Regions from separate parts of the Homo sapiens genome. Here all the other regions are linked to region 1. Evidence: chromatin loops called from intact Hi-C (ENCODE). Cell type or tissue: OCI-LY7. All regions are shown on one strand. Region 1 overlaps GNPTAB (N-acetylglucosamine-1-phosphate transferase subunits alpha and beta). Region 2 has its middle 32 kb from the start of DRAM1-AS1. Region 3 has its middle 15 kb from the start of SPIC. Region 4 overlaps DRAM1 (DNA damage regulated autophagy modulator 1). Region 5 overlaps LINC02456 (long intergenic non-protein coding RNA 2456). Region 6 holds the start of GNPTAB (N-acetylglucosamine-1-phosphate transferase subunits alpha and beta). Region 7 has its middle 7.0 kb from the start of ARL1.

Evidence for each region. Peaks named below come from ENCODE experiments on the same cell type or tissue, not always from the same donor. Only the 100,000 strongest peaks of a DNase experiment are listed, where the experiment ranks them.
Region 2: a loop joins it to region 1, with 8 times the contacts of the local background. A loop is called at or near these places in 9 of 110 quality-filtered maps.
Region 3: a loop joins it to region 1, with 9 times the contacts of the local background. A loop is called at or near these places in 10 of 110 quality-filtered maps.
Region 4: it touches region 1 in a loop (5-fold over the local background); 12 of 110 quality-filtered maps call a loop at or near these places.
Region 5: it touches region 1 in a loop (6-fold over the local background); 8 of 110 quality-filtered maps call a loop at or near these places.
Region 6: it touches region 1 in a loop (7-fold over the local background); 102 of 110 quality-filtered maps call a loop at or near these places.
Region 7: it touches region 1 in a loop (7-fold over the local background); 35 of 110 quality-filtered maps call a loop at or near these places.

Annotation. Positions count from the first base shown.
Region 1 is chr12:101,771,335-101,775,334 of GRCh38, forward strand. The region is part of intron 7 of GNPTAB (N-acetylglucosamine-1-phosphate transferase subunits alpha and beta); the gene reads right to left. It also overlaps the pseudogene ST13P22. Among named protein-coding and RNA genes, the nearest start is that of SYCP3, 34 kb to the left of the region's middle. In OCI-LY7, CTCF peaks have their summits at 2,413 (motif pointing right) and 2,615; DNase peaks (open chromatin) are centred at 1,197 and 2,447; H3K4me3 peaks cover 2,051 bases; H3K27ac peaks cover 2,383 bases.
Region 2 is chr12:101,929,779-101,933,778 of GRCh38, forward strand. No RefSeq gene overlaps it. Among named protein-coding and RNA genes, the nearest start is that of DRAM1-AS1, 32 kb to the right of the region's middle. RefSeq lists a silencer at 614-663 and enhancers at 874-953, 1,773-1,892, 2,253-2,362. In OCI-LY7, no CTCF peak of the experiment used is centred here; DNase peaks (open chromatin) are centred at 2,133 and 2,703; H3K4me3 peaks cover 1,958 bases; H3K27ac peaks cover 2,218 bases.
Region 3 is chr12:101,488,802-101,492,801 of GRCh38, forward strand. No RefSeq gene overlaps it. Among named protein-coding and RNA genes, the nearest start is that of SPIC, 15 kb to the left of the region's middle. In OCI-LY7, CTCF peaks have their summits at 1,669 and 1,880; a DNase peak (open chromatin) is centred at 1,670.
Region 4 is chr12:101,916,171-101,920,170 of GRCh38, forward strand. DRAM1 (DNA damage regulated autophagy modulator 1) reads left to right here. Exons shown (of 7, transcript NM_018370.3): 6 at 3,939-4,000. Among named protein-coding and RNA genes, the nearest start is that of DRAM1, 41 kb to the left of the region's middle. In OCI-LY7, a CTCF peak has its summit at 1,757; a DNase peak (open chromatin) is centred at 1,691.
Region 5 is chr12:102,482,904-102,486,903 of GRCh38, forward strand. It overlaps LINC02456 (long intergenic non-protein coding RNA 2456), which reads left to right. Exons shown (of 13, transcript XR_007063427.1): 11 at 1-985. Among named protein-coding and RNA genes, the nearest start is that of IGF1, 4.3 kb to the left of the region's middle. RefSeq lists enhancers at 890-949, 1,482-1,541. In OCI-LY7, CTCF peaks have their summits at 1,805 (motif pointing left) and 2,004; a DNase peak (open chromatin) is centred at 1,738.
Region 6 is chr12:101,829,114-101,833,113 of GRCh38, forward strand. It overlaps GNPTAB (N-acetylglucosamine-1-phosphate transferase subunits alpha and beta), which reads right to left and starts at 1,846. Exons shown (of 21, transcript NM_024312.5): 1 at 1,446-1,846. The coding sequence starts at 1,562. RefSeq lists silencers at 978-1,272, 1,629-2,028. In OCI-LY7, a CTCF peak has its summit at 2,029; DNase peaks (open chromatin) are centred at 758, 1,018, 1,228 and 1,948; H3K4me3 peaks cover 2,334 bases; H3K27ac peaks cover 1,735 bases.
Region 7 is chr12:101,412,781-101,416,780 of GRCh38, forward strand. No RefSeq gene overlaps it. Among named protein-coding and RNA genes, the nearest start is that of ARL1, 7.0 kb to the left of the region's middle. In OCI-LY7, CTCF peaks have their summits at 1,952 (motif pointing right) and 2,172; a DNase peak (open chromatin) is centred at 1,941.

The DNA of each region.
Region 1 (4,000 bases):
CCGGGTTCAAGCGATTCTCCTGCCTCAGCCTCCTGAGTAGCTGGGACTACAGGACTGCATCATCACGCCCGGCAAACTTTTGTACTTTTAGTAGAGACAGGGTTTCACCATGTTGGCCACGCTGGTCTCCAACTCCTGACCTCAGGTGATCCACCTGCCTTGGCCTCCCAAAGTGCTGGGATTACAGGCGTGAGCCACTGCAACTGGCCTGATCTTTAATCTTGAAATGGTAAGACAATATCAAAACACAACAAAAAGACCTACACAGACCAGATGCATTTCCCAAATGAATGTTAAAAAAATAGGCGTCTAAAAACAAGAAGGAATGGTAAAGGCAGTGGCAAACTGGACACCTCAGAGCCATCTGAGAGCTGCAACCACTCAATGGCACCAAGTGCTGCCAGATCTCCTGAGAGGCAAGAATCCCCAACTGTTGTATGAAATCTCCCCAATTTTTCAATGTTGGCTCAAATGATTTTTGACTTCTTTGCAAGTACACCTGCTGGCCAACAGTTCTGTGACTTTTCTTCTAGAATATTACCAATCTGCTTATATTGGGCAAAAAATCTGCAATGTAATTAACCTTGCTGGAATTGGTGACAAGTACATCTGCTAGTGGGGTGTCTGAACAGCTTTTGTGCCACGTGCCTGGGAGGAGCACCTTCGGCAGGACTGCCTGAAGTGCTTCCATGGGAAAACTACCTTTTGGGGCAAAGCTTTTGGGGCAATCATAAATCTAAGCGTGAACATCACAAACATCAAGTTCCACAAACAGGCTTTGCCACCCCTACGAAAGTCCACACCACTCTTTATCTGTTTTCTGTTCTGACTCTGTATCACACAACTTCCTATGAAGAGGCTTTCATCACTCAGGAAAAGGGGAGAGGCCTGAAAACCACAAATGTAGGACAGTAAAATCCTTCTGCTGAACTAGTGCTTCTAAAAGAGCTTACGGTCTTCTTTCTCAATCTATAAAACAAAGCAAACACAAATTTTATTATGAGCTTATTCTGAGCTCTTCTATTTGCTGCATGACTATTCTTAGCTCATTTTCTAAGCAGTTTCCTGAGCGTATGTAGTCCAGAACACCAGAGGTGAGAGTTAGAAATTTCATTTATATCTTTTCCCCTTATGATGTAGGCCATTAACTCTTCTCACAGATTAGGTGCAGGTGCATGTGTGAGCACCTGCAGATGCATGTAACTGTCTTCCTGACTCACCACTTTCACCTCTTTTACTTAGTGAGTGCCTGGCACATATTTAGTACTCACTAAGTTGGTTCTCACTGAGTCACCAACTTGCCTCAGCATATGTGCCGGGTGCTGGGAGGCAGGCCACACAGGGGGATTAGTAGTCTGCCTGGGTCCCTGTCTACCCTCTGGCCTTTCCTGTCCCTTTCCTCCCTCTCACAGCACCCCCAAAGCATTTCTGAGGGCTCCCTGGAGAGAAAAAGTCACTATTCTAGAACAATTTATTTACTTATTTTTATTTCTATTTTTTGAGACGGAGTCTGACTCTGTCGTGCAGGCTGGAGTGCAGTGATGTGATCTCGGCTCACTGCAACCTCCATCTCCCGGGTTCAAGTGATTCTCCTGCCTCAGACTCCCGAGTAGCTGGGATTACAGGCAAGCACCACCATGCCCAGCTAATATTTTTTGTATTTTTAGTAGAGGCAGGATTTCATCACATTGGCCAGGCTGGTCTCCTGACATACAATCTGCCCGCCTCGGCCTCCCAAAGTGCTGGGATTACAGGCGTAAGCCACCAGGCCTGACCTCCATCTCCCATTTCTTGAGGGGAATCAGTGTCTGGTTCAATCACAGCTTCGTTATCAATTTCTAGATCACTTTCCTCACTTGATAGTTCGTCTGTGCTTATGTTTTCCTCCACCTTCTTACTACCTGTTTTTAATTCCTTGATATTTTCTTCTGATTTATAATAGCTTTCTGAGTAGCACATGGTACTTCACCCCCCATGCTCTCCACCTGCTCCCTCAGAAAGCACATTTCCTTGGTATGCAGAATGCTCGGATCCTGCTTATACATTTTCACGAAGTCCCGAAGCTCGTTCACTTTGCGAAGGTCCAGGGTCGGAAGGCAGTGGGCGAAGCTGAGGGGCTGCAGGCCAGTTTCAGGCCCAGGCACTGGCTTGGCGTAACCTCGAAGAAGGGGTGTGTCTAGTTTAATTTCATAACTTGTGTTGGCTCTTTGTTTGATAAGAAGGTATATCACTAAAACTATTCTTTTTAGTGCCTAGGGTTGGTTTCTAATTATATATGCATAAAAGAGCAAGAAGAGGTTTGTCTATAGTAACTATACAATAATTCGGAAAGAGATGAAGATTAATGAGGTTAAGGTAATATTTATATGTATGAGAAAGATTTTCTGCCACTGTAAAAAGGGTGGGGAAGTACCCTCTGACAGCCACTAGGTGGCACCCCAATCCTGGACATCATCATTACTTTTGTCAGAAGAGAGAAGGTAGTGTGGGAAGAGCAGCTGTAGTTTGTGCCTAAGGCTGGAGTTTGTGGCTTGGGCAATTGTGGGCAACTGCCTCCATATATGGCATCTTATTTTAAATTTTAAATTTACATAAATTATAAGTTTCTGCAAAAGGGAACAACTTCTATACCCACTCCCTACAGACCCACAGTGAACAACACGTAGCATGACTAAGAAATAAAGCTTTGTTGTTTTTAGCCATTGAGATTCCAGAATGTTTGTTCTAGCAGCATCATCTAGAACAACATGACTGATACACCTGGTACTTGTAGGAGTATGAGGCAAGGGAAGACAGACAGAGGGAGAACTAAATGGTGGCTGAGGCCAGGGCCTGGGTAGGCTACAACGACTGAGCAACTGGTGGATCAATTTGAGTCAAGGAAAGACAATATAGATGATGGTCAGGAGAAGCAGTGTTGTAGAACCCAAGAAAAAAATGTTAATTCAGAAAAATATGTTAATTCTGGTATATTTCTAAAGACAACAAGCATCAAAATTAAGGGACAAGAAACAAAATTAAGTGGAATGTGTAATTAGTAGGTCAATGGAGACCAATTTCAATGGCATGACAGATATGGAAACCAGATTTCAAGTGCTTGATACTTCACAAACTTCTAGATATAATATGAACATATGTAAGTATATATTGGAAGCAAATCTAACATTTTACATTTTGTACAGTGTATCACATAGGACAGGGATGATAAAACAATCCCAGGAGTATTAAATTCAGTATAATTCAGTATAACTGACCAAGTCACAAGATATAAGAATTGAAAAAGCAGTGTAAATAATCTTCACTTTTAAATTCTATAAATGATTATCAAGGCAAGATTAGAGCATATTAATATAAAATACATAGAGCCACTTTAAGATATTGCTTATTATAAGTGAGAATATTCAACAGTTCGTTCTACTGTTCTCAGCATTGTAGCCTATATTTAAAAATTGGCTTTAAAAACAATAGTAGCCAACAAATACAGGTAAGTTTGAATGCATGTTTTTAAGTCAAGCAAAAATAATGAGTGCAAAAGAGAAGGTATCCTTTTGAGGCAGACAAAATAGTATTTTAAGATAAGCCTTAGTTAAAAATCATGATATCAAACTGGTCATTTTTCAATGCCAAAAAGAAAGGCTGCGTCAAGTTGTCTAAACAATCACATATCTGCAAATACTCCCGAAGGACAGAGACCTGGGATGCTGCTAAACATCCTACAATACATAGGACAGTCCCCCAAGGATAGCGGCAACAGGTCTAAACTGTGAATGGTGCAAAGGTGGAGAAAATTTGGTCTAGAAGAACATGCAAATCCAAAATAACAAGGCTTTCCTATTAGAAGTTATTTTCCCAACAACTTTAAAGTGCTTACAAATTCAGAAGGTGTAATCTACTTTCATTTTGGATTCATTTGATTTAAAATCATTAAAAATCTGTTAGGAAAAAAACCCCACGTCTGCTAAGACCAACTGAAAACCAAATTAGTGCCTTTAAGTGATTC
Region 2 (4,000 bases), 160 kb after region 1:
TATGGGGGAAACCGCCCTCATGATTCAATTATCTCCACCTGGGCCCCCCTTGACACGTGGGGATTATTACAATTCAAGATGAGATTTTAGGTGGGGACATAGCCAAGCCATATCAGTTCTCCTGCAACCACCACAGCCTGAGGAGGAGCACTGAAGAGGCCAAGGATTCCACTGCGCAGTGAGACAGGGTGCAGCAGGCTTTCAGTACGATTCAGGCTCTGGTGGCTGTGAGGTGTGGGTTCTTATGACTCTCAACTCCTGGTATCTTTTGCTTCTGGATGGTGCGGTAAGAGGGACTGGGGGTTGTCGTCCGTCTGTCTGGACTTCCCAAAGGAGAAGTCATGGTGAGGCCCAGGGAAAGGACCATCTAGGCTATCACAGGGCTGGGTAAAAGAAGTCCTCAGTGCTCACTTTTTAAAAAAGTTATTTTAATTTATTACTATTATCATTTTATTATTATGTTTGAACACTCTTGGTGACCATTATTATTACTTTACTGTGGTAAAATATAACATAAATTTTATCATCTTGGTGATTTTTTTTTTTTGAGACAGATCTCACTCTGCCACCCAGACTGGAGTGCAGTGGTGTGATCTTGGCTCACTGCAGCCTCAACCTCTGGGCTCAAGTGATCCTCCCACCTCAGCCTCCCAAGTAGCTGGGACTACAGGTGTGCACCACCGTGCTTGGCTAATTTTTGTATTTTTTGTAGCGATAGGGTCTCACTATGTTGCCTAGGCTGGCCTCAAACTCCTGGACTCAAGAGATCCTTTTGTCTGGGCCTCCCAAAGTGTTAGGATTATAGGCGTGAGCCACCACCACGCACGCCTGGCCGTCGTAGCCATTTTTAAGTGTGCAGTTCAGTGGTTTTGAATACATTCATAATGTTGTGCAACCATCACCACCATCCATCTCCAGAACCCTCTTCATCTTGTAAAACTGAAACTCTGTGCCCATTGAACAATAACTCCTGATTCCCTCTTGCCCCAGCCCCTGGCAACCATTATTCTACTTTCTGGCTCTATGATTTTGACTATTCTAGATACCTCATATAAGTGGAATCATACAGCATTTCTCTTTTTGTGACTGGCTTATTTCATTTAGCGTAATGTCTCAGCACCATCCATGTTGTAGCATGTGTTGGAATTTTTTCCATATTAAGGCTTAGTAAGATTCCATTGTACATTTATACCCACTTTGTTTACCAATCATCTGTTGATGGACACTTCAGTTGCTTCCACATTGTGAATAATGCTGCTACAAACATGTGTGTACAAATATTTCTTTGAGACCCTGCTTTAAATTCTTCTGGGTATATACCAAGAAGTGGGATTGCTGGATCATATGGAAATTCTATTTTTAATTTTTTGAGGAACCACCATACTGTTTTCCATAGCAGCTGTACCATTTTACAGTCCCACCAACAGTGCACAAGGATTCTAATTTCTTCACATCCTCGCCAACATTTGTTTTTTCCTATTTATTTATTTATTTGAGATTTGAGGGTCTTGGTATGTTACCCACGCTGGCCTCCAATTCCTTGGCTCAAGAGATCCTCATGCCTCAGCCTCTAAAGTAGCTGGGATTACAGGCACAAACCATAGCACCTGACATATTTTCCATTTTTTTGGTTAGTAGCCTTCCTAATGGGTGTGAGGTGATATCTCATAGTATTTTGGTTTGCATTTCCCTAAGAATTAATGATGTTGGTCATTTTTTCATGTGCTTATTGGTCACCTATATATCTTCTTTGGAGAAACATCTGTTCAGTTCGTTTTTGAATTGGGTTGTTTTCCTCAGTCCTCAGTCTTGTCACATGTATGGATGTGATATCAGATCAGCAGCATGTAAGTTAGTCTTCTTGGAGCTGAAGCAGCAGCAGGAAGTGGTGAGGACTCTGGCTCCTGGGTTCCAGCTCTCTTGCTCTCCCTTGCTCATCAGGCTAATATCAGCATGAGTGACAGGAAAGCCTGGAAGACTAACTTCACCTTCTTTAACAATCCTTTTACTCAGGGTCAGCCCAGAGTAGCAGGTTCTGGGTGCCACCTAAGACATCTGATTTAAGGTGAAGAGTGATGTATTTAGAATTGGCCAGTGCTTTGACAGCTGCAAACATAACCTTTAACACGCATATTAAAATGAATACTGAGCTTAGTTCAGTCTTTCATTTCCTTTTAATACTTGAAAAGCTACAGTTTTGTTTTAAAGTTCTCTTAAAAGGCTCTAGCAGGTGAATTTATTCTTCTGCTTGATTGCATTTGGACCCTTAAATAACAGCCACCTTGAAACTGAAACCGGGAAAACCCCAGGTCTCTGGCCAGAAGAAGCAAAGGTATGTTCTGAGATTTATTAAATAATTACCTACTTGTTGAAATGTTGTAGGCAGGAGAAAAAAGCTGAGATGTTGGCAAATATGAGTAGAGATTAGGAAGGATCTTGAGTCATGAGGCTTTTAAATGTGGTGGAACATTTTGGTGTTACTGACCTTTGACTCAGGACAGTTGAACCAAGCGATGTGGTCTTCAGACTCAACCTGGCCGTGGCTTGGTATATCTTTATATTGACTGTCTCAATGACCGCAGTCAACTGTGATCCAGTTGTTTGGAGCATTCACAGCAATGACTTGAAGGGAAGAGAATAAGGAGTGAGAAACAAAACTCGGAATTCGTTGGCCTTTGTGACAGCCCGTCTGCAGTTGGTCTGAATAGCACATAGGGAAGGTTTCCTAATGTAGTACATTGCTCTGAAACTAATTTGATTCAGAGCGCCAGGGAGGGAGGATGTTTTCACTTGGTGATACCTTCCATCAGTGTTCCAAACTTCAGCCATCTGTGCTTCTTTTGAAATTTCTTGTCATGCTGTGTACCAAAATTTACTTAATACTTTGCAATGGCTCCTTAACTTAAATATTTTTATTTTAAAGAGAAACTTCTCCTACTGCTTTGTCTCCTGGATTGCCTAGGTTGGTCAATGATATTACCATCTGTTGGGTCACCCAGGGCAGAAACATGAGCATTATCCTAGACATCTCACTTTGCTCAAAGCCCACACCCCATGTTCTATTAACATTGTCTCCTGGCCGGGTGTGGTGGCTCACACTTGTAATCCCAGCACTTTTGGAGGCCCACTCCGGTGGATCATTTGAGGTCAGGAGTTCAAGACCAGCCTGGCCAACATAGTGAAACCCTGTCTCTACTAAAAATACAAAAATTAGCCGTCGTGGTGGCACACACCTCTAATCCCAACTACTCGGGAGGCTGAGGCAGGAAAATCACTTGAACCCTGGAGGCGGAGGTTGCATTGAGCGGAGATTGCACCACTGCACTCCAGCCTGGGCGACAGAGTGAGGGAGACTCCGTCTCAAAGAAAAAAAAGAAAAGGCTCCTATGTACAGTATGAATAGATAATTATCATCCAAATTAGGGCATTTTGGGGGGCAAATGGGACACTACTAATAATCATACCCAGGGTAAACTGTCTGAAGCAAATGGGGATGTATGGTCAACCCGTCCATATGGTCTTGAATCCTCTTCCCATTACATTCTCCCTGCTATTACTGCCTTAGTTCAGGCCTTCAAAATTATTTGCTTAGACTAGTGTAGTAGCTTGCTACGGTTTCCTTGACTTCAATCTTGGTCCTTTCCAACGTATCTTACACACTGCACATAAACATTTGATCTATCACCCTTTTCAGACCTTTCAGTATCTGCCTGTAATGTCATGATACATTTCAAATTTCTTAGTGTGGCTTATGAGGTTCCTCACAGATCTGGTTCCTTCTAGCCTTCCAGGCTGTTTGCTCGTTTATCTATTGCTCTATTCACATTTATTGTCACTGTGGGTAGTACAATGTTAGGCTCCAGGAATATAATAATAAGATGAGTTTTTGCCCTCAAGATATTTATAGTGCAGTAGAGAAACAGTCAAGGGGATGCTGTAGCAATATGTACCATGGCAAAGCACCACAACCTATGGCTTCACTATTCAGGGTGTTGTTCAG
Region 3 (4,000 bases), 280 kb before region 1:
TGATACCATTTGTCTATATTTAATTTTGTTGTCCATGCTTTCGGGATCAAATCCAAAATATCACTACCCACACCAATGTCTTATATGTTTCCCCTATGTTTTCTTTCTTTCTTTTCTTTCTTTCTCTCTCTCTCTTTCTTTCTTTCTTCTTGTAATCATTAGAGAAATGCAAATTAAAACCACAATAAGATATAATCTCTCACCTGTCACAACGTCTTAAAATGTTTATTATTATGTTTTTAATCATCCTGTACTTTATTTCAAAACAATGTTTTCAAATGAAGACACAAAAGATAAGTGTTGGTAAGGATGTAGAGCAAAGGAAACACTTGTACACTGTTGGTGGAAATGTAAATTGGTGTAGCCATTATGGAAAATGGTATGGAAATTCCACCCCCCCCCGAAAAAAAACTAAAAATAGAATTATATGATCTAGAAATCCCACTTCAGTGTATTAATGCAAAAGACTCGAAATCAGTTTGTGGAAGGGATATCTGCATTCCTATGTTCATTGCAACACTACGCACAATAGCCAAGTTAGGGAATCAATCTCTGTCTATCAACAGATGAATGGATTAAAAAAATGTATTGCATATACATGATGGAATACTATTCAGCCTTTAAAAAGAAGGACATTCTGGCCAGGTGCAATGGCTCACACCTGTAATTCCAACACTTTAGGAGATCAAGGCAGGCAGATCACTTGAAGTCAGGAGTTTGAAACCAGCCTGGCCAACATGGTGAAACCCCATCTCTACTAAAAATACAACAATTAGCTGGGTGTGATGATGCATGCCTGTAATCTCAGCTACTTGGGAGGCTGAGGCAGGAGAATGGCTTGAACCTTGGAGGCAGAGGTTTCAGTGAGCTGAGATGGCACTACTGCACTCCAGCCTGGGCGACAGAGTGAGACTCCATCTCAAAAAAAAAAAGGAAGGAAATCCTGAAATTTGTGACAACATTGATGAAATTGGAGAACATTATGCTAAGTGAAATAAGTCAGGGCTAGAAAGACAAATACCACATGTTCTCATTTATATGTGGAGTTAAAACAATGAACTTATAGAAGTGGAGAGTAGAATTGTGGTGACAGAAGCTGGAGGAGGGGGAGATGGGGAGGTGATGAGCAAAGGGTATACAATTTCAAACAGGGAGAATATGTTTTCTCTTTTTGTGCATTCTATTGCACAGCATGGTGAATATAGTTAATAGTAGAGTGCTGTACATTTCAAATTGCTAAGTAAACTTCAAATGTTCTTACCTCAAAGAAAGTTAAGTATTTGAGGTGATGGGTATGTTAACTAGCTTGACTGAATTATTTCATATGGCGTTCACAAATCATAACATCATTTTGTACCCCATAAATTTTTTCCCCACACAACTCTCTCTTTACAGAACCCATAAATCTATACAATTATAAATAGTCAATTTACAATAAAAAAGAAAAAAACTTTAGTGGGTATCTTGAGTCTGTATTTTCTCTGCACTTCCACTCATGATCTGTAACCATGTGGCATTCAACAGATGACAGCCTAAGGAAAATGCCACTTTCCTTAATGATAATAAAAATCTAAAGCTTACACCTCCTACAAATCCCCTTCGTGGTTGACGTTTTTCTTAGGTAGATCCAGGTGCTAATATTTCTTGCTATCCTGCCACGAAGCCATAGGGAGGTGCTGTTGCCCTGGTATCTATCTGGCACATGGTCTCTTCCCTTGAACTAGCCCAGTGGAGACAGGCTAGAACAGTTAGAGAAGGAAAATAAAAAGACTTTATAAAGGCTAGATACCAGCAAATAGTAAACTGAGGAAGGGACCAGGATATAAGCAGTCTAGCTTGAAAGCTATGGCTTATTCTCCACATTTCACAAAGAACCCTGGAAATAAATGCTTTCTTTCTTCATGCTTGGCAGGTGACTGCATATGTCATTTGTATTACCACAAGGCAGGAAAACTTTCCAGACTACATGGGCCATCTTCAGTCCAGGCCAAGAGCTCCCTGGGCCTGATCTCTGGGAGCTGTAGAATGTCCAGTGTCCTCTTTTCCTTCATGTCCCTCTCTTGTGTGCCCTACCTTCCCCAGGGACTCTGAGGAAAAGACATGATCAATCCAGAGTGACTGAGGGAAGGTGGACTTGATATTGGCCGTCTCCAAGTGTAGTCTATTTCAATCCATGCTCATCTCAAAGCAGGACTGAGATTTACACCCATGCCCCCACAAAGAAAATGCCTTATAAAGCATTAGTAAGAAACATAAATTTTGGCTGGGTGTGATGGCTCACACCCATAATCATAGCACTTTGGGAGGCCAAGGCAGGAGGATCACTTGAGACCAAGAGTTTGAGACCAGCCCAGACAACATAGTGAGACCCCATCTCTATTTAAAATAGCAACAACAGTGAAGTTAAAAAGAAACATAAGTTTTACCAAAGATTGAAAGGGGAAATGACCCCTGGACAATGGGAACTTGAAAAAAAATAATAAAAAAAAGAAAGGAGAAAGGGTAAAAAGGGTGTATCACACAAATCATTCAGCCAACAACTTAATACAATTCCATCAACATTTAGTTCTCCCCATAGTTCCTCCTATAACCAATGCCAGCTTGAGGGGTTCATCTTGACAATTCTTCCCCAAAGCTCCCAGTCAGTTCTAACTCTCTTCCCTAGATTATACAGAGTTGCTTTCTCTCAGGCAGAAGCCTGGGCTCTGCCTTCAGTGCAAAAAGCGCTGACCAAAGCCCATTTCTGTAAGCAGGTTCCTCCTTATAAAGACATGCTCATACCAGTGCTCAGAGATTAAAACCCTCTTCCTCTATTATGAAAAATGATGTCCTATTACAAACAGGGTCATTCTTCCCTGCCATGGCATGTGCACCCACCTGCTAAGGACAAGGAAGGAAGACTTCCTAGTTTTATTCATGGCCCCTCAATCTCTAGTGTATGGCACTCCATCCTCCATTTTGTCACTTTCATCTGGTTGAATGGCTCAGTTAAACTCTTCTCCACTGAGCTGGAGGTCTGAGAAGCAAACTTGACCTACTCACTGTGCATCCCGTGGGCAGCTTCCCATTACTAGTTTTCTTGGCCCAGGTATTATGCATTAAACTTCTGCTTCCATGTGCTTCCTGTCAGTGCTTCCTTTATTTTATTATTTTTGTAGACCTGATTTTATTTATTTTTTAAGAGCTTTATTGAAGTATAATTGATATACAATAAAAACTGCACATTTAGTGTATCCAATTTCATAAGTTTGATATATGTGTACACCCATGATACCATCACCACTATCAAGGAAATAAACATATCCACCACCTCCAAAAGTTTCCCTGTGTCCCTTTGTGTGTGGAGGGTGGGTCAGGGAAGGTAGGTAGGTCAGGGGTGTCCCAGTAATAAGAAATCTTTTTTTTTTTTTTTTTTTTTTTGAGACAGTCTCACTCTGTTGCCCAGGCTAGGGTGCAATGCGTGATCTTGACTGACTGCAACCTCTGCCTCCTGGATTCAAGTGATTCTCCTGCCTCAGCCTACTGAGTAGTTGGGATTACAGGCGCCCACCATCATGGCCAGCTAATTTTTGTATTTTTAGTAAAGATGAGGTTTTGCCATGTTGGTCAGGCTGGTCTCGAACTCCTGACCTCAGGTGATACGCCTGCCTTGGCCTCCCAAAGTGCTGAGATTACAGGCATGAGCCACCATGCCCGGCCTAGAAAGAACTCTTAACATGAGATCTACCCTCTTAACAGATTTTTAGGAATACAATACCATATTGTGAACTACAGGCACTATATTAGTCTCATGCTGCTAATAAAGACATACTCGAGACTGGGTAGTTTATAAAGGAAAGAGGTTTAATTGACTCACAGTTCCACATGGCTGGGGAGGCTTCACAATCATGGCGGAAGTCATGTCTTACATGGCGGCAGAAAAGAGAGTGTGCAAGGGAACTCCCTTTTTTAAAACCACCAGATCTCGTGAGACTGATTCACTACCATGAGAACAGTATGG
Region 4 (4,000 bases), 140 kb after region 1:
TGGTTAGAGTTGATGATTCTGAGGATATGATGAGATATCGAGGTTAGAAACATGGGCCTAGGCCAGGTGCTGTGGTTCATGCCTGTAATCCCAGCACTTTGGGAGGCTGAGGCAGGAGGATTGCTTGAGTCCAGGAGATGAAGACCAGTCAGGGTAACACAGTAAGATCCTGCCTCTACAAAAATTAGCCAGACGTTGTGGCATGCGCCTGTAGTCCCAGCTACTTGGGAAGCTGAGGTGGAAGGATCACTTGCACTCCGGTGGGCCTAGACTTCTGGTGGGACTGGGAGTCGTCAGAGTGTAGGGTAGAGTTGTTAGAGTATGGGGTAGACCAGGACATTTTGGACCAAGCATCAGAACACATGGAACCAAATGTTTGACATTGAGATCAACCCATCCTGTTAGATACCTGTAGTAGTGGTTCATCTAGACGCCTTATAGGAGAATCAAGGATGCCCCAGGAAAGAAGAGAGTTAGTGAGAGACAGAGGATTCTTTCCCCCAAGGATCAGGTGGAAGAATACCTCCAGCAAAGGAGAAGTAAAGGGATCATGGACCAGAGAGAAGAACTAGACTTGTGCTGTATGGTAGACCTCATTGATGAGTCCCTACCACATGCAAGACTGTGAAAGATTATAGAGGGCAGGGTGGCCATGGGATAGAGGATCCTGAGGGATTTTATAGTTCAGAGGGGCAAACAGCCAGTTGTCAATGGCTAAATGTAATACTTTGAAGAATAAAAAAATGCTGAACTGGACTTCAGACAACACATTGTGGAAATGCAGAAGCAATAGCAATTAATCCTAACGATGGAATGAGAGGAGATACGATCCCAGAGACTAAAGGACATTTTTCAAAGGCAAGGGAAATGGCTAACTATGGCATATGCAGCTGAATAGCCTTTAGGAATGAAGTCCCTCAATTTGGGCAATAAGGGAGTCAGTGATGTTTGTCAAAAAGTAGTTTCAGTAAAACGCCGAGGTTAGAAGCCAATGGCAAGAAGTTAAATAGTGAGAGGGATGGTTCTTTCATTCAGCTATCAACCAAATGTTTATTGAGTCCTGTTCTGGACTGGAGGTAAGAGGTAAAGGAGGAACACCAGGGTGGCTAGAGGAGACAGCAGGATTTCCCAATATGGAGAACTCTGGCAGGTAATGGAAGCCTGCCAAGACAAGAGAGAGACAGAAGATGGTGAGGAAGAGAATGATCCAGACAGGAGATCAAAAAGTGCTTCTTGGCCGGGTGCGGTGGCTCAGGCCTGTAATTCCAACACTTTGGGAGGCCAAGGCGGGTGGATCACTTGAGGCTAGAGTTCAAAACTAGCCTGGCCAATATGGCGAAACCCTGTCTGTACTAAAAAAAAAAAAAATTTTTGGTGTAGTGGCACACACCTGTAGTCCCAGCTACTTGGGAGGCTGAGGCAGGAGAATTGCTTGTACCCAGGAGTTGGAGAGCTGGAGGCTGCAATGAGCCGAGATCATGCCAATGCACTCCAGCCTGTGCAACAAGAGTGAGACTCCATCTCAAAAAAAAAAAAAAAAGCCTTCTTTAAAATCTAACCTTAAAATGGTCAAATTCGTCAATAGGTTAGACCTAGGCAAAAGGCAGGTTTTTTTCTTTCTTATATATGGGGAATTAGCCCCATCATGCGAAGGGGGTTCAGTTCCTCTTTCCGTTGGAGAGAACCTCTTTCTGAAAGTGAGACCGCATAGCGGAGCAGTTCAGGTGTACTTTACTTTTCAGCCACTCGGGGGAGACCTTCTATCACAAACCCGCTGCTGGGAAGGGCTTATCGAAGTATATTCCCAGGCAGTTAAAAATCTGTTATATTCCACTTTCTATCTTAAAAATGTGAAAAGCACATGGTTTTCTATTCACTCCATAAATGACTGCGCCACTCTTGCATTTCCTTCTGTTCCTAATATCAAAGGATGTAAAAAAATTTCCCTTTACATTAATTCACTGAATAATCATTTAGGTACTGCCTCAAACTTCTGTGTAGTGCTTTACAGCTTTCACAGCACATTTATATGCAGTGACTTACTTGGTAGGGGGAGGTGAGAATTATAATGTCACTGTCTCATTTCACATAGCAAGGATATTAGGGCTTTGCCTGCATTCAGGACTCTTGGTTCCATGTACTTTCACTAATATCATGCTTAAGAAATTCCCCCCAAAGTTCTGCCTTTATTTTTAGAAGCCATCTTCCTTGTTCAGGGATGATACGGGATGTGGCAGGTCCCCTGGTACTGGTACCAGAAGGAGGAAGCCTCTGTTCTGTATCTCCTACTGTAGGCTGGTCAGGTCCTCCTCGGTGTGACCTAGCATGAAAACAGTGGGTGAGTGTGACCATGACAAGGAGAGTGAAGAGTGACGCTCGGAGGGCTTGGTGTGCCTCCACTCGATCTGTCTGGATGAAAACAGGATCAAAGAAAACAACTGTCACCATGGAGCTGCCCTGTGATCCAGCACATTTACTTACCCTTGTAGCCTACAGCAGTTTGGGGTAGAAGAGCAGTGGGCTCAGCCCTCAACAGCACATGCCAAGGGCAGAGCAGCCCATGTATGCAGCTTCAGAAGGCATGGGGGTGTAGGGAGTTAGGGGTAGTTGCTCATTTCAGCAGAGCAGAAAGTGACGTAGGAAATCAGAGGGGGCACACTGACAGTCCCCAGGCCTCATTTGGCATGTGAGCTAACATCAGAATGCAGACATGCATATTTGACTCAGAGTTTTATTTATTTTTATTTTATTATTATTATTATTATTTTTGAGACAGAGTCTTGCTCTGTCACCCAGGTTGGAGTAGAGTGACGCAATCATGGTTCACTGCAACCTCTATCCCCCAGGCTCAAGTGATCCTCCCAGTTCAGCCTCCCAAGTAGCTGGGACTGCAGGCGCAGGCCACCCCACCCAGCTAATTTTTTTTTGTCTCGTTATGTTGCCCAGGCTGGTCTCAAACTCCTGGGCTCAAGTGATCCTCCTGCCTCAGCCTTCCAAAGTGCTGAGATTACAGGTGTGAGCCATTGCAACAGAGTTTTAAAATTAGTTTCCAGCACTGAAAAATCAGGAGATATCACACACAGACACATCCACAGACACACAGACACACACACGCACACACACACACACACACACGGTTTTGTTTTTTTAAACCCCTTTGAAAGCAACACTAGTGTATTATTTTCCCATGGAATTGAGCTGATGAGGCGTGGGCTCCCTAACTTCCCTCTCTTTTCACAACCATCAGTTTTATTTATTATTGTTAATTTTCTGGCCTCCATAGGCAACTGAGTTTGGAACATCTGATTGAAGCCATTCTCCTTGGCTTCCATTCTCCCATTCTTGCCTCCAAGAAGATATACAGTTAACATGTGGATGTCCATTATTAGCATTTTCTTTGTAGCTGTATTTACCTTGGGATGTTAAGCAGAACTATTTCCTGAATGATCATTTCTATATAAACAGGGAAACACGAAACCTAGGGGACTAGTTGGCCAAGTTCATCTAGATGTGTACACACTTTCTTTGGAACAACTGCGAGAGTGCTTGTTAAGCATAGCCTTACACTTAGGGATTCTCAGCAGAGCGAGACCAAGTCATGCCTTGTATGGAAATTTCTTTCTTCTGTTGAGTCCAAATTTGCTTCCCAGTCTCAGCCATTTTGCAGTCCTTAGTCTACCTTTTGAAGTGACAAACTAAATCTTAAAACAAGAGTTTGTGCGAGCCAGAAAGAACTTTGGAATACCTGCCTTCGCATTCTCAGTGGGCAGGTGCCCTGACACTTAGTAACGTGGTTGTGCTTACCGTATATCCTCAAAGTTCTGACTTATGCTCACTGGACAGCTTTTTCCTTTGGTTGAAACTCCTCATTGTATTTCAGTATGTACATTAAAGTGAGTCTTTTTCGGCTAAATTCTGTTTCTTTATTATTGCATTAGGATTATGTATATCACGTAGTGAGTGCGATCTGTGAATGGACAGTGGCCTTTGGTTTTATTTT
Region 5 (4,000 bases), 710 kb after region 1:
ACAAGCATTTCATATGAAAGGCTGTTTTGGGGACAGATGCTGTACTCCAGCGATATTGACACACTGACTCACAGTCTCTCGGTTTTGTAACCCCAATTACCCTTAAAGGATAATTAGGTTTTAATTTATGTCCTAGTTTTTATGTCACAATCAAAGAAAACTGAAATTTCAGTGAGTCGTAATTGTCATCAGCTGTGCTTTGGAAACATTCCAATGAGAGCTATCAGTTTCCAATGGGGGAAGCAATTTCCTGAGGTGATTAATGTATATTTCAATTTGGAGAATGGTCTATATTTTTGGACAGGGTGAGCCAGCAATGGATCAGGGCAATAATTCCTAGAGAAAAGGTCATTTTCTTGGCTAATTCCAGGAGTCAATATGAAAATGAAAGAGCAATAAACATGCCACCAGATTACTTTTTAATGGCTAAGTGATGTACCTGTTTAGGAGTAAAAGAAATGAATGCACCTATTACTACAAATCCAAGGTAGTAGTAAATCTAAAGCCCAAGAGGAGTTCAGGTTATGAAGTCCCATTGGAGAGAAACATCTAGGGTCATTATAAAAGTATGGAATGATTATGTAGTCTCCTGCCTGCAAAAATCTGACAGTGAGATATGGCCACCAAAATAGCTAACCGCAAGGATGTGCTTATCATAAGAACATCCACTCCTGGAAATTCAGAGATTCACAGTTTCACCTTTTGCATGTGTAATGCCTGTGGGATATAAATAACTCTCCCCTAAAGCCTTCTTCTTGAGTAGCATATTTGCATAAAGCTACAGCCTCAGAAAACTTCTGACACCTTTCGCACACACACAGAAAAAATTGTTCATTTCCTTAAAGGGTGAGCTGGCTAAGGTACACAGAAAGCAGGGGTGGGGTGGGCAAGGAGGCCCTCCCTGTCTTCCCCCCAACTTTTTTTTTCTTCTCAAGCCATGTTCCCAGTCTTTCCTGTGTTAACTGGAGAGGCGTTCATCCAAAAGGTAATTTCATATCCATGTACAATAGGGCATATTTACAATTTATTTCATGAATGTCTTTGCTTACTCCCAAGGAAAGCTCAGAATGGACATTTGGAGGTAAGGGAATTTTGGAATCAAATAAAGGGTGAGGCTTAAGGTTCTAGGGCAACCACCAGGCAAAGAACTTGGGGGAAACTATTGGATGTTTCTTTTGGATCATGGTTTGTGAGGAGGGTTGGTCATGGGTTGCTCAAACTAATGTTGGAGGTCAAGAACTTGTCAATTCAGAATATAAAACTCAGAGGAAAGACAGGGCCTCAAAAACTCAACATGCTGCCGAGCAAGGGGCCTAATGTCAGCTCCAAAACATCTGCTCAGAAAGATTCCTGTGATTCCCCAGGAAGATTTGCTCAAAGGAGCTGCTCTAACTCCTTAAAGAAGTGTTTCGCCCACGACTAGGGAAAACAGAAATAGGGAGGAGAAATCCTCTCACTAAAGAAATCAATGCTTTCTTTTCAACATCAAACTTGGATCTTATTTCTTCTAAAATGTCAAAAGGGCAAATACTGGAAACAGAAACGAAACTGTTGTGGTTGTGTGAGCAAAGTAATTCTTCGTTATGGCAGAGGAGAAGTCACGGCATGGGGTAAGGATGGGTTGGTGGAGTGAGAGAACTTGAGGACTCGTCACGCTTGCCCCACGTTGCATAAAATGTGGGGAAAAGAGACACCAACGCCAAACTTCAGGGGCAGGACCCACATAAATGCTTTCTTGGGGAATAAAAAAATGTGCGCGCCCTCTAGTGGACTTCTGAGAAACTGCCACTGCACTCTTGACCGTGGATGCGTTCTGGCAGGAGTGGGTTTTTTTTTTGAAAGCTCTGGATTTAAATACATTTTAAGCTACACTTATCTTTAGTTTTATTAAGTCTTTTGAAATAAGTAAGATAGATGTTCAACTCACTGTAGTTTAAAAAGGGGAAGATTGATAAGGGGGAAAGAAAGATCATAAACTTCATCAGGGCATGGATGGATTCCTCATGGCCATATTCCCAGCACTTAACTCCGGGTGCATGAGCTCAAAACATTTTGTTGAATGAATGCAAGTCTGGAAAACAAATGATGATAAAGGTAAAATATAAAAATTGCACAAACTCTTTAAGAGTAAAATAACCAACCTCCTCATTTTATAAGAAAAATAAGACCAGGAAGAGGGGCTGTTGGAGGATAGAAAAATGACTTCTCGAGAAGCAAGACAAATTTAGGTGCTCACAAAATAGAATTCAAACCCAGTCTCCTTGTCTGTTCTGCAGTATTTCTATCATGTTAGTTTTCAAAATGTGGGTTATAACACCCCTGGTCAAAGACGTGGCGTTAAAGAATCACTTAAGTATAGAGATGATTCCATTTACAATTCCCTTTCTGATCCTGAATCTCCAAAGGAGAAAGTCTCAGTTTGGCGCTAGTCTGTCTTCAGTGCTTCCCTAGCACTCATTAGTCTCTCTTTATTTTATTTTTTAATTTAATTTTTAATTTTTGTGGGTATGTAGTAGGTATATATATTTATGGGACACGTGAGATATTTTGATACAGGCATGAAATGTGAAATAAACACATCATGGAGAATTGGGTATCCATCCCCTCAAACATTTATCCTTTGTGTTGCAAAAACCTCTCGTTTTAACAACCAAAAAGTGAATCTCAAGTCCAAAATCTTTCCAGACAGAAGTTCCTATTTTGTTTTTATGGAATTTGCTTTTAAGCAAAACTTCTATTTAAGGCAAATGATGCTATATTTAAAAAAGATATTTTAAAGTTTAGTTTTAAAATGTATGTATATAAGTCTTAAGAACATCAAGTCAAGAAAAACATATATATTTAAAGTAAGTAAATAATTTGACAGGTGGCCGACCGTTATGACACACAATTGTAGGTGGTGTTTGAAACCCTGATGTTTGGAAATCACTACAATAACATGTCATTGTGTTAGAAAAACAAATACATAGCCACAACATAAAGACAGGGAACAAAGACCCTCTACATAAAAAGATGCCACCATATAAATGCATTAATTACATTTCTAGATAATTTTGATCTCCATTAAGCTCACTCATTTTTCACTTCAGTCTTTCATAGAGACTGGAAATGTTGAAGAGGGGTTGGCAGACAGAAAAGCATCTGAGTTAGGCCTTGAAGCATGAATTCACCACCAAGATGGAAAAACAATGATAAAGGCTATTCCAGGCAGAGGGAACAGCATGAGCAAACTTACGTAGGCATGAGAAAGTTCACAGTGATGGGGGGATGTGGGAGATGAGGCTGTGGCTGTGAGCTCAGAGTCCTACCTGTGGAACCCTTTTACCTCCCACTCCCCGTCAGTAGCCTCCTTCACACAGTTGGATGACTTGAAAACAGTCTTAATTTCCTCATGTTCCCTTGTACACAAAGATTTGTGTGTAACTAAGTCTGTGATTAACTCTGGGAATGGCACAGTGCCTCAAGGTAAATATGTAATAGCAGACGTGGGTTACATCAGAGCCTAGGCCCACAAGAGGCAGGCCTGGGTAAGAACTGAGGTACCTATTGATCATCTATTCACCTTTCCAGATATTCCATTTGTAAAGCTTAATTGCAGTGTTTATACTTTGGGAGGTAGATTTTAATGATTACACTTGATAAAGATTTTTCACTGTAAGAGTTGAGGCAAGATCTTGTTTCTGGGGAGCAGTGAACTCTCTAGGAATGCAGGTTCATCAGAGCATCACATACTTCATGTGGGCTGATTAAGGAAGTTTTATTATGCTCCGTGAAAGCAGGGCATGGAGCCCCAGACTCAATCTTTTACCTCAAGGTGGCTAACTGGGGAAACTTCTCAGGGTGCTTCCTGTTGGGGTCCCCTTTATAAACAGAAGTTAGGACACTCAATTGCAGCGGGGATGCTGCATCCAGAAGAGCCCTTTGTAATGCTCTACCTGGGAAGCACATACCCTTCAAAATAGTATCTTGTCCTGTCTGGGTGCTGTGGCTCAAGCCTGTA
Region 6 (4,000 bases), 58 kb after region 1:
TTCAGGACTGCAACAAAATGTCTCTCTTTTGGTAAACAGCCAAGCATGGAATGAAAGCAAAAAGAAAAGGATATAAAATGAAAAATTCGGGCCAGGTGCGGTGGCTTACACCTGTAATCCCAACACTTTGGGAGGCCAAGGCAGGCAGATCACTTGAGGTCAGAAGTTTGAGACCAGCCTGGCCAACATAGTGAAACTCCATCTCTACTAAAAATACAAAAATTAGCTGTGCATGGTGGTACGCGCCTGTAGTCCCAGCTACTCAGGAGGCTGAGGTAGGAGAATTTCTTGAACCTGAGAGGTAGAGGTTGCAATGAGCCGAGATGGAGCCACTGCATTCCAGCCTGGGCAACAGAGCAAGACTCTGTCTCAAAAAAATAAAATAAAATGAAGAATTCTAACACCTGATGCCTTTAAGTCATCTTCACACTGCATGGGACTTAATAAACAGTTAACTCAAAATTAATCAAGGCCAAAAAAATCACACAAAAGCAATAAGGCACCTAACTACACACAGATACATTAAGTTGCAACACATGAAACAAAGACGAGCAAGTACTATAATATTAAGTACATATTTCACACTTACAAATCTGGAGCTTTCTCACCCTTATGGTAAGACATTTTTTCCCAGCCTCTAGAACCAAGAACTACTAAAAAAGTACATGCTCAGAATTCATGCCATATAATTTAGCCATTAAACAAACACTTGCACTGCATTCTCTGGCAGTACCTGGCACTGTGCTTGGGCCAGGGTTACAGTATTTACAGACAGCACCTTCTCTTACGGAGCTTACAATCCAGCATGGGTAAAGACTTCAAGCAAATGTATACTGTGGCATTTCTAAAAACTACTCTGTTAAATTTTAAAACCTTTTGTAACCTCCTACCAAAAAAAAAAAAAAAAAAGAAAAAGAAAAAAACTAAAACTAAGGAACAGATTTCAAACCACTTAAAAATACAGCTTTCCTCCCCGTTGCTAAAAGTGGCTTTCTTGGGCCAGGTGCGGTAGCTCATGCCTGTAACCCCAGCACTTTAGAAAGCCAAGAAGGGAGGATCACTTGAGCCCAGGACTTCCAGACCAACCTGGGCAACATAGGGAGACCTCCGTCTCTATTTTTAAAAAACGGTGGGCGAGGGAGCAATATCTAAAATCACATACATGCCTTTTTCCAGTTCTGACTTGCTCATAGTCTCTGCACACGTTTATGATAAAGAATACTGTATTTGGCCGGGAGCGGTGGCTCACGCCTGTAATCCCAGCACTCGGGGACGCCGAGACAGGGCGATCGCCTGAGCTCAGGAGTTCGAGACCAGCCTGGGCAACATGGCAAAACCCCGTCTCTAATAATGAAAAAATACATACTGTATCGGGGCATCGCGGGGCACGGCGAGGGCAGTGCAGGGTCGAGGCGCCCGGTCCAGGCTGCGGCGCCGCTACTCACCTCTCCGAACTGGAAGGCGGAGACGATGGTGACAACGACGCCCAAGAAGCACACGTAGAGCCCATACCTGTGGGACAGGCAGGTATAGGTCTGTCTCTGCAGGAGCTTGAACAGCATCACCCCTTCACCGCCACGCCACGCCCCGAGGAGCCTGAGCCGCCGCCGCCGCCGCCGCCGCCTCAGCGAGCCGCCATTCAGGGGCCCCGGTCGGGCCGCCGCGCGCAGGTCACAGCCTCCGGGCGCCGCTCATTGCAGCTCCGGCGACGGACGCCCGCTCGGCTCCGCGCCGCGGCCGCCGCTTCCGGGAGCCGGGAGCCCACGCCCTCGGCGCGGCGGAGGCGGACCTGCGGCCGGCGAGGCGGCCGGCGCCGCCCGGGTCTGGCCGGGCGAGAGGCGGCTGCGGCGGCGGCGGGGTCTCCAGCGCCACCTGGAGGACGGAGGGGCATAGGGAAGGTGCGCGCCCTCCCCACCTGCGCTTGCGCAGCGGGCCCTGAGGGCTGGGCTGGGAGGGGCGGAGCTGAGCTGGGATCCACTTACCCGGTTGGGCAGGCGACCAAGAGAAAACTGCCCCCTGCGTCGAGACTGTGCCATAGACGGTACTATAATGCCATGAATATTTTTGTGCATAAAACCTTCTCTGCACTTAGCATTCTCTGCAGAGTGCTAAAAGGAGATGCTGTATGTGGCTCCTTTCCTCCAACCCCCAACTATATTGTTTGAAAGAGGAAACCTTTGGGTTAAATCTGCCAAAACCGAATTTCGTTCATTCATTTAGTCGTTAAATATGTAATTTGTGCCTGTTAGGTGGCATAGTGCTTGGTGTCAGGTATTCAAAAATGAACTAGACCTGGCTACTGTTCTCAGAGAGTCTAGTGGGGGAGATAAACATGTAAACCACTAAATACAAGAGTTGTTATGATAGAAATCATGCGATGAACTGGAGGGGAACCAGCTCAGGGGTGGCCAGGTAATCCGACTTTGACAGCAGGTTTTTCCCACGAGATCCTTTCCTTGGTGCCTCTGATTTACGAAAGGGAGATCTTTTTCTTAATCCCAATGCACCCTAGTCAATAAGATTTTTTTCCTAGTCACCCTGGGAAACAATACACTTATCTAATGTTGCCATCATTCAAAGCATTTTTAAAAATATCTTGGGAACCAGCTTCAGGAAATACTCAAATTCGCACCCTCAGTTTGATGGTCAGGTGGAATTAACAGACTTGCAAAAGGGGTTAGCTTCACTCCAATCCAAGGCAAGATTTTTTACACTTTGCAGTCACTTCTTTTAATCCTTCTTTTAAAAAAGATGATTGATATATGCTATATGTACATGGCAAAAGATTATTGCAGTTGTACAAGACACATATAGTTCTGAGGTCTTTTCAAGCATGATAACAGATCTGAGGACTTAATCAGAAGGGGTAAAAAAGCATGGTAACAGATATAAAAACATCTGCCACTCAACAGGACTCTCAGGATAATGGCCAACATTTATGTAGCATCTGCCATGTGCCCAGCTCATCTAATCCTCACAATAATCTTATAATGGAGATACCATTATTATCCCCATTCTACAGATCAAGAAACTGTGATGAAAAAAAGTAACTATCTAACATCACACAAATAGTAAATGACAGAATTGAGATTTGAACCAGGTACTTAGGCTGTAGAACAGGGCCAAGATTAGGGGAAGGTACTGTGAAATGAGTCATGCAAGTTTGGAGTGAGATTCTGTCTTTGTTTATAGTTTTGATATCGGGGCTGGGTGTGGTGGCTCATGCATGTAATCCCAATACTTTGGGAGGTCAATGTGGGAGGATAGCTTGAGCCCAGGAGTCTGGGAGCCCAGAAGTTTGAGACCAGCCTGGGTAACAGACCCTGTTCCTATTAAAATAAAAAAAAAATTTAAAACGTAAAATAAAACATAAAGTTTGGGTGTTTTGCTTTTCATGGATATTCTTCAGTAATGTTTTTTGTTTTTTTTGTTTTTTGGGTTTTTTTTTTTTTTTTGAGACAGAGTCTTGCTCTGTTGCCCAGGCTGGGTTGCAGTGGCGTGATCTCAGCTCACTGCAACATCCGCCTCCTGGCTTCAAGCAATTCTCCTGACTCAGCCTCCTGAGTAGCTGGGATTACAGGCACATGCCACCACCCCCGGCTAATTTTTGCATTTTTAGTAGAGATGGGGTTTCAGCATCTTGGTCAGGCTGGTCTTGAACTCCTGACCTCAAGTGATTCACCTGCCTTGACCTCCCAAAGTGCTAGGATTACAAGCATGAGCCACTGCGCCCAACCATTAATTTTGATTTTTTAAAAATATTGCATTAGGCTGGGCACGGTGGCTCACGCCTATAATCCCAGCACTTTGGGAGGCTGAGGCGAGTGGATCACCTGAGGTCAGGAGTCTGAGACCAGCCTGACCAACATGGAGAAACCCCATCTCTACTAAAAATACAAAATTAGCAGGGCATGGTGGCACATGCCTGTAATCCCAGCTACTCAGGAAGCTGAGGCAGGAGAATCACTTGAACCCGGGAGGCAGAGGTTGCGGTCAGCCG
Region 7 (4,000 bases), 360 kb before region 1:
GCCCAAGGTAATTTATAGATTCAATGCCATCCCCATGAAGCTACCAATGACTTTCCTCACAGAATTGGAAAAAACTACTTTAAAGTTCATATGGAACCAAAAAAGAGCCCGCGTTGCCAAGTCAATCCTAAGCCAAAAGAACAAAGCTGGAGGCATCATGCTACCTGACTTCAACTATACTACAAGGCTACATTAACCAAAACAGCATGATACTGGTACCAAAACAGAGATATAGACCAATGATACAGAACAGAGCCCTCAGAAATAATACCACACATCTACAACCATCTGATCTTTGACAAACCTGAAAAAAACAAGAAATGGGTAAAGGATTCCCTATTTAATAAATGGTGCTGGGAAAACTAGCTAGCCATATGTAGAAAGCTGAAACTGGATCCCTTCCTTACACCTTATACAAAAATTAATTCAAAATGGATTAAAGACTTAAATGTTAGACCTAAAACCATAAAAGCCCTAGAAAAAAACCTAGGCAATACCATTCAGGACATAGGCATGGGCAAGGACTTCATGTCTAAAACACCAAAAGCAATGGCAACAAAAGCCAAAATTGACAAATGGGATCTAATTAAACTAAAGAGCTTCTGCACAGCAAAAGAAACTACCATCAGAGTGAACAGACAACCTACAGAATGGGAGAAAATTTTTGCAATCTACTCATCTGACAAAGGGCTAATATCCAGGATCTACAAAGAACTCAAACAAATTTACAAGAAAAAAACAAACAACCCCATCAAAAAGTGGGCAAAGGATATGAACAGACACTTCTCAAAAGAAGATATTTATGCAGCTAAAAGACACATGAAAAAATGCTCATCATCACTGGCCATCAGAGAAATGCAAATCAAAAGCACAATGATCTCACACCAGTTAGAATGGCAATCATTAAAAAGTCAGGAAACAACAGGTGCTGGAGAGGATGTGGAGAAATAGGAACAATTTTACACTGTTGGTGGGACTGTAAACTAGTACAACCATTGTGGAAGACAGTGTGGTGATTCCTCAAGGATCTAGAACTAGAAATACCGTTTGACCCAGCCATCCCATTACTGGGTATATACCCAAAGGATTATAAATCGTGCTGCTATAAAGACACATGCACACGTATGTTTATTGCAGCACTACTCACAATAGCAAAGACTTGGAACCAACCCAAATCTCCATCAATGATAGACTGGATTAAGAAAATGAGGCACATACACACCATGGAATACTATGCAACCATAAAAAAGGATGAGTTCATGTCCTTTGTAGGGACATGGATGCAGCTGGAAACCATCATTCTCAGCCAACTATCACAAGGACAATAAACCAAACACCACATGTTCTCACTCATAGGTGGGAATTGAACAATGAGAACACTTGGACACAGGAAGGGGAACATCACACGCCGAGACCTGTAGTGGGGTGAGGGGAGGGTGGAGGGATAGCATTAGGAGATATACCTAATGCAAATGACGAGTTAATGGGTGCAGCACACCAACATGGCACATGTATACATATGTAACAAACCTGCACCTTGTGCACATGTACCCTAGAACTTAAAGTATAATTTTAAAAAAAATTGCAACCTACCCTTAGCCTGATGTTTTAATACTTCTCACCAGATTATAATTTACTTGCTTATTATGCTGATTATTTATTGTCTTACATTCACTAGAATGTAAGATCTATGAATGCAAGTATTTTTGTCTATTTGTTCACTATTTTGTTCCTGTACATGGCCATTAAACAAATATTTAAATTACAAAATAAGTTTTTGAGGCCAAGGCCCTAAATATTAGTTTAGTTCTTAAGCATATATTCTGCAATATGATTAAACTTGTTTCCTAAGATAGTCGTAACTGAAGCACTTGTCCTAATTTGATACAAGAAGCCAAACCGTCATCTTCAAGGAAATTGTGATATTTGAAGAGAAGCCACCAGGTGGTGGTGTTGTTTCAGACTAATTCCTACTAGAATCAGGTCAATTGGTCAGTTTACTAAAAGCTGAGAGGGCAGTTTCATCCTTTTCAGATCTTATAGTCCAGGAATCACTAAATTTTAAAATGTGAATGTTTTAATGCAGTTCAAGCAAATAAAATAATTCAAAAACTCCTTTGACTATAAGTCACAATAAGATCAAATAAGCTCAGAATTTTAAAGCTAGAAAAATCCTCAATTTCAGCCACCTCAATTACACATAAAGAAGTAAAAACAAACTAGACAACAAAGCCAGGACAGCAAATTTGATAATTTAACTTGGCCTGGAATAACTAAATTATGATGTCTTTTGTAACTGAGCCATGATCTATACATTTCATAAATTTCTTTTCAAATACATACCTATGCCTCAAGTATTTGCTGTAGTTTCCAAAGAACTTAGCATTTATGTGTGTTCCATTGCCTATTGGAAGTTACATTCTGTTGTTCAGATTTTATTCTACAAAGAAGAAACCCATAATAAGTATAAATATATAAGTATAATATAGGCTTCATAAGGGCTTATAACTATGTATATTTATAATTGTATTTTAAATTTAGGAGCAATTTGAGATCATAAGTAGGTGTGTTGAGTTTCCCAAATTAGGATGTGTATAGTGTGTTTCAAACATGTTTCCTTTTAATGACATGTATTTTGCCAACAAAGCAGAATTTCTCTTTAGACTAAAGGTTGTTATTTTTTCAATTAAGATACAATTCGCATACCATAACTCACCATTTTTAAATGTACAATTCAGTGGTTTTTAGTAGATTCACAAGGTTTGCAACTGTCACCACTATCTAATACCAGAACATTTTCAGCACCCTGAATAGAAAGTCTATACCCATTAAGTAATAATTCTCTAGTCCTTGCCCCAAATTCCTGCCTCTGGTAACCTCTAATCTACTTTCTTTCTCTATGAATTTGCCTAATCTAGGTAGTTCATATAAGTAGGATCATACAGTATTTGTTCTTTTGTGTTTGGCTTATTTGGCATAATGTTTTCAAGGTTCATCCATATTGTAGCATGTATCAATATGTCATTCCTTTTTATGGCTGAATAATATTCTGTTATATGAACATACCACAATTTGTTTATCCATTCATAAGTTAGTGGACATTGGGTTGTTTTCACTTTTTGGCTATTTGAATAAAGATGCTATTAACATCTCTGCACAAGTTTTTGTGGGTACATATGTTTTCAGTTCTCTTGGGTATATACCTAGGAGTGGAATTGGTGGGTCATATGTATGTTTAACTTTTTGAAGAACTACCAAACTATTTCCCATGGTGGCTATGCCATTTTACATTCACACCAGCAATGCATCTGGGTTCTGTTTTTTCCACATTCTCACCATCACTTATTTTCCACTTTTTAAATTATAGCCATCCTAGCAGGTGGTTTGCATCGTGGTTTTGATTTGAATTTTGCTGATAAAAACTAATGATTTTGAAAATCTTTTCACATGTTTATTGGACATACATATATCTTCTTTGGAGAAATGTCTATTCACGTCTTTTGACCATCTTTTAGTTGGATTATTTTTCTATTGTTGAGTTGTAAAAGTTCTTTATATATTCTGTGTACTAGATCCTTATCAGATTTATGATTTACAAATATTTTCTCCCATTCTGTGAGTTTTTTCACTTTGTTGAGCATGCCCTTTGACACACAAACGTTTTTAATTTTTGTTTGTTTGTTTGAGATGCAGTCTTGCTCTGTCGCCCAGGCTGGAGTGCAGTGGCACAATCTCTGCTCACTGCAAGCTCCGCCTCCTGGGTTCATGCCATTCTCCTGCCTCAGCCTCCTGAGTAGCTGGGACTACAGGCGCCTGCCACCACGCCCAGCTAATTTTTTTATATTTTTAGTAGAGACAGGGTTTCACCGTGTTAGCCAGGATGGTCTCGATCTCCTGACCTCATGATCCACCTGTCTCGGCCTCCCAAAATGCTGGGATTACAGGCTCGAGCCACCGCGCCTGGCCAAAAGTTTTTAATTTTGTTGAAGTCCAGTGCTCT